Linked DNA regions of Homo sapiens: region 1 is linked to region 2. Evidence: chromatin loops called from intact Hi-C (ENCODE). Cell type or tissue: IMR-90. All regions are shown on one strand. Links, peaks and the distances in the headings refer to the core of each region. The heading gives the core; the rest is flanking DNA.

What was found. Hi-C counts contacts between places; a loop is a spot of excess contacts. Peaks named below come from ENCODE experiments on the same cell type or tissue, not always from the same donor. Only the 100,000 strongest peaks of a DNase experiment are listed, where the experiment ranks them.
Region 1: a loop joins it to region 2, with 3 times the contacts of the local background. A loop is called at or near these places in 3 of 110 quality-filtered maps.

The regions. Positions count from the first base shown.
Region 1 is chr11:95,606,051-95,608,980 of GRCh38, reverse strand. No RefSeq gene overlaps it. Among named protein-coding and RNA genes, the nearest start is that of FAM76B, 180 kb to the left of the region's middle. In IMR-90, for the core only: no CTCF peak of the experiment used is centred there; no DNase peak of the experiment used is centred there.
Region 2 is chr11:95,658,027-95,660,956 of GRCh38, reverse strand. No RefSeq gene overlaps it. Among named protein-coding and RNA genes, the nearest start is that of FAM76B, 130 kb to the left of the region's middle. In IMR-90, for the core only: no CTCF peak of the experiment used is centred there; a DNase peak (open chromatin) is centred at 1,676; H3K27ac peaks cover 262 bases.

The sequences.
Region 1 (2,930 bases), core at 234-2,733, 52 kb after region 2:
AAAAAACATTTATATGCCAATACAATAAATAGGGCATAATTTCAATTTCATACAGACCTACACACACAAGTGACTCTCAAGGCTTGTGCTTATCACATGTACTTATTTGTTCTCTTTTGTTCTAAAACTACAACCATGAATGTGAATTCTTTTTACAACCAGAATCACACACAAAAAATAAAAATAAATAAATCCAGCATCTAAGAACAGATTTGAAAATTTTTGAGCTTAGATAAGTATATTCAAGAAAAAGCAAGGAGGGTATTACACAATATTCTGCTACATTTATCAGTCTTAGGATGTCATGGTTAATTCAGAAATATCAGAATTATTAGAAATTTTCTTTGGTAACTTGCCCAACTTCTTTATATTTCTGTAAATGTATCTATGTAGATGGTTAAGCATCTTGATTTAAAAGATAAACGGTTTCATCAATCACATAGAAGTTTCATTCACATAATTTCAAACATTCAGGTATTTGGAAATCTATTGATATTAAATGATGAGGTTTTCTTCTGATGATTCCTTTTGTCCTCCCTGACCATCCTGATTGGGAAATCCCCATTTCAGGCATTTGTGGAAAGAGGGCTGTGGCAGAACTCCAGAGAACAAGGGAGTCAATTCTTAGCTTTTGAATTCAAAATAGAGTTTTGTTGAGGAGGTTGAAAGAAAGGGCTTATGTGTATGCCACAAACAATAGTTTGGGGAAGAATGCTGTGCAATCTGAGAGCCAGTTTTCCTGCCTTTGACTTGCAGTAAGATTCCCTAGGCTGAGAGAGAAGGTGTAGGAAAGGAAGCGATACCATTAGGTATGAGGAAAGATGGGAGTGACAATAGTAAAACTCAGGTTAGAATGAATATTGGAAAGTAGAGGAGACCAGGGCTTCCCAAGGGGATATGTAGCAGCCCCTCGGAGACTGTAGCGAGACTAGACAGGGTGGAGGGGTAAAAGGGCCAGGAGGAACTGGTACATGCACCCACGCAGCCCACAGCACCAGAATGGCAGGAGACATCATCTGAAGGGGGCAGGGGTGGACCCAGGTCTTGGGGAACCTGAAGCTTATAGAATTTGAGGTATGCATTTTAGGAAAAAAGATAAAAGTATAAATAATACATTTAGAAATGGGTGCGAATATTTATTGACGTTGAAAATAGATCACAACAAATTATTAACTTTAAAAAGCTGACAAATACCATTAACATCACAAAATCTTGAAAAGCAGCATAATGTTTTTGTTAATAAACTGACATGTCCTTTATAATAATTTATTTTTACGGTTCTTGACTTCATGTACATTCATTGCCTTTTCCTATGACACATCTTTTAATGTTATTTCTATATCTTTCTATACAAAGATATATATCTCTATACAAAGATAATTTAGTCTCTCCTGTACACACTTATTAAAATTAAAAAAAACATTTAAATTTGTTTTAAACCTTGGGGTTTGTTCAGTCAATTGAGGAACTTAGAATTTTATTTTTGGTTTACATTAGCAATTTTTTTAAATTTAGAATTCAATTCTAATTAAAATTAGAATGCTACTTTGGCTAAGGAGATCCCAAAGAAACCTGAAAAATCAGTTCTGGCCTGACTGGAAGGGAGGTTGGACACATCTCATTATGCCCCCTTTCTTTGGAGTCTGGGCACAGCAAACAGCATTAACATAAAAGTAGAGATCATAAGACTGACAAAACAGACTCTTTGTAGCAATAAGATACCAAATTCCAACCTGACTCCGGTATGGCATCACATGACAGATAGCAGACCCAGAAAAAAAATCAAGATATTTTACCCCAAAATATATTTCTTTGACATGTTTTGAAATGGCCCTGCAAAGCGATGTCTTGTAGTGGAAATTTGCATTCTGCAGAGAATCTCCTTCGCTTTCTAGGTCTTTTCCTGATCTAGGCAGGATTTCACTAAGAGTCTGACACCCGTTAAAGTCCAAAAAGAGTCATTTATCATTTATCATCTATTATCTCTGAAGCCTCCTGCTTAGAGGCTGTATCTGCCTAGTGAGAAATTTGGCTTCTACAATCCCCCTTATTTTAACTCCAGCATTTCTTTTTGCTGACTTCAACTCTTTAGGCAAAGAGTTTTAACCAATTGCCAATTAGAATACCACTGAATACACCTATGATCTGTAAAGCCCCCTGCTTTGAGATGTTGCATTTCCAGGCTGAACCAATGTATGTATACTTTATATGTATTGATTTATTTTTGCCTGTAACTTCTATGATATGGGTTGGCTCTGTGTTCTCACCAAAATCTCATCTCGTGGCTGCCATAATTCCCATGTGTTATGGGAGGGACTCCGTGGGAGATGATTGAATTGTGGGGGCAAGTCTTTCCCCTGCTGTTCTCCTGATAGTGAATGGGTCTCATGAGATCTGATGGTTTTAAAAACAGGAGTTTCTCTGCACAAGCTCTCTCTTTGCCTACTGCCATCACATAAGATGTGACTTGCTCCTCCTTGGCTTCCACCATGATTGTGAGGCCTCCCCAGCCATGTGGAACTGTAAGTCCAATAAACTTCTTTCTTTTGTAAATTACCCAGTCTCAGGTATGTCTTTATTGGCAGTGTGAAGACGGACTAATACATTCTGTCTCCCTAAAATATATAAAACCAAGCTGTAACCTGACCACCTTGGGCACAAGTTCTCAGGACCTCTTGAGACAGTACTCTGAGCTGTCATCGTTCATATTTGGCTCAGAATAAATATTTTACAGAGTCTGGCTTTTTTCATCAACACTAATGTGATGTCACATACACATATACTTGCTATTACAATACTGCTATAGATCTGTGTTCTACAAGGAATTCTGATAATAAGAATTCTGATTAGTTTTATTTTCTCAAGTTCCATCGAAATGAAAAAATGTAAGGTGTATTTATCTTTTTATATGCTGCATTATTGTCTATATT
Region 2 (2,930 bases), core at 194-2,693:
GATGCACCAGAAAAATGATACTAGTAGGACATTAAAGGAATATGTTGTCTTTTTTTCGGCCCTATTTTCAAGTTCTAGATAAACTATCCTGAACATTGCCTGTACCATCACAAAAAGCTTTTATTATTCTTGATAATGCATGTATACACGTGTACTTACACACACATAAAAAGATGATTTCATGTTTTGTGCTAAGAGCATTAATCTAACTTGTTTAGTTAATTGCTTTCTACAGTTTTTATAGTTAATTGAAGTTAGACATAGGCTTAATATGTTGCCTACATAAAGACCCATGGTTCTAATACTAATGCTACAATGATTTATATATTATTATACCAAATTCAGTGGTAGTTACTGTATGTAGTACATTGTATAGGTTCTGTTATATTTGGACTGATTTATTCACATGTAGATAGCAAGAACTGTTGTATCATAAACACTTTTATTGTATTTTCAGCAAAACTAGAGAGAAACTCACCTAATTAATTTCTGCCTGGAGGTTCTGTAAAGAATGTAAGCATCTAGGGTTGCATATTCAAGTCTTTATTATTTTAGATGTTTGTTTCTACTATTATTAGCTCATTTTTCCTGAGGCTAAGAGACTAAGAAGTTTTTCTCCACTAGGTTTTACCTGCAGTACCTATAACTGTAATGAACTTTGCCTCTGCAACATCCCCCAGTTCAGTAAGATTCCTGGCCTGGCAGGAAGTGACCTTCTTTACTGTCAGCTGAAAGCCACAGACCTCCTAAGAGGGCTTTGTAGGTATTGATTCCACATACAAAGCACAACCCTTGCTCCTTAATGGTGGGCCCTTCATAGCTGATTAAATGGGATTTATTATCCAACATGGCATTACAAACATGTCTGTGTTTTCCAACTGATCTGTCCATTTATATACTGGCAAAAGGACTGATTCCTAAAAATCCTGCATAAATAATTACACTGCCATAAAAGGTAAAGAGGCTCAATTCTGGTTGTTGTAATAATATCCATTCACTGTTTTAAATACTTTTGTAGACAAGGCAATTAGTATCTTACATATTTTCTGTAGGATCATTATAGATTATGCCAGAGATAACATCTTTCAGTATAGTTTGATTCTTTACAGATGAATTAAAACTTGGAAATTGTAAGATCTGATTTTAGTAGGATCTTACCTCTTTCTTTTGTGTCAAAGGTCAGTTATGACTTTTCTAAGCTTAACCTGAAATGAAACCACTCTTCTGAATTCTAGGAACCAGAGTCATTAACATCTTCAGGTTTCTCCGATGATTCGTTAGTTTAAAATATATATTAAAAATTCCAGTAGGATATTTTTACTTAATTTTCGGGGCCAGTGGGAATAAGTAAACATTCAAAGAGTGTTTCCTTTCAGTTTGCACAAATATAGCCTGCTAAACTGAGCATGAGAAATAGATCAAAAAGAAATAAAAAGGAAATCTTGTATGCTTATCAGAAAAACTAACATTAAAAACACTGCTAACAATGTTTTAAAACAAATAACCACACATAGATTCTCCTCATTGATTTTCCTCAGGCCTATTTAATTGATTTACGTTTTGTTGATCCTGTGTGAACTACTGTCTACTTTCATGAAGTTTTTCCTTCTGGATTAAAGTAGTCATGTAAAGCCTGACTCAGGCCTGTGGTAAGATTCTGATAGGTGCTGCTCATGTTGTTGATGTCAGCTCACCCTAAAAATTCTATACCCATGAGTCTTTTCCTTGCAGCTTTGGTAGTTAGGAGTGCTTGTTATAGTTCTCCTCTCTAAAACAGTAAGATGATCCTTCTTTGCTATTTCTTCTTGAAGGTCCAATTTCTGACCTATTGCTAGAAAAAAGAAAAAAAAATAGAGGTCTTCATGCAAGATGAGAGATGAAAGCATCTATTGACGTCAACAGTGAAAAATTGGGATAATTGTTTTTGAAGAATGAAATCAGGAAAATTATGAGGAAACAAACGAGTAAGCTATGTCAATCAAGAAGTGTAATAGAGTCCTAAAAAATAAAAGGACGAAGACTTTAAGGAATAACAAAAATATTGAAGCCTCAAATATGAAATCAGTCAGGAGATTTACTGGATAAAAAATGAAAGGTGAAAGTAATGAAGGAAAGTAATGACATCGAGGCCACTTAGAAGAAATAAGGTTATGGTTTGTGAAAATAGTTTCAGATTTGTTGGAAAATGAATTCTAAATATGTCAGCCAAGGAAGACTTTATACAATTAGGGATAACCTGTGAGCGTTAAGCAAGATTAAAAAATATTTTGAAAGGTGGCTATTCTAAAGCAGATGTGGAGCAGACAGTATTTCTGTTGATTGTAGCTCTAACAATCCCAAAGAGTGGTTTATTCATTGTGTTGGTGTTGACTTGGAAATTACCATGAAAAATGAGAAAAAGGGGAAAAAAGACATGTCAAAAATTACAGTTAAATAAAGCCATGTGACCTGCTCACTCATTTTAAGGAAACTCATTAGACCCCAAGGCAGGTTTTCTAGTTATTTTTAAATATTTTCCCTAATCTACTGTCCATTTGGCTGCTAACCTATGACTAGAAATCTGGCTAAGTACTCAATTACATTTTAGTGAAAAGTTTTCTAAACTAAAACAAATTTAGAAAAAAATCTAAAGACGAAAGACACTGTCATCCTTCTTTCCAAGATAATACATAGGAGGCCCATCAGCTCTGTAATAAGAGAGCCAAGAATAAATTCCAGTACTTGCCTTTTCTGTTTGTAGAAAACTCCACTGTGTGGGTAACCTAGCACCTGTCCATGCCCACCTCCGGAGTCTGCTTGTTCCCATGTCGGTACCTTTGTTCTTCTAGAAGACCTCACCTCACTCTCTGTGCTCATCCTAAATGCCATCTAACTGACAAGATTCAACTCCAATCCCACTGCCTCTGTGAAGTCGGTTCTCCTCCCTCTGG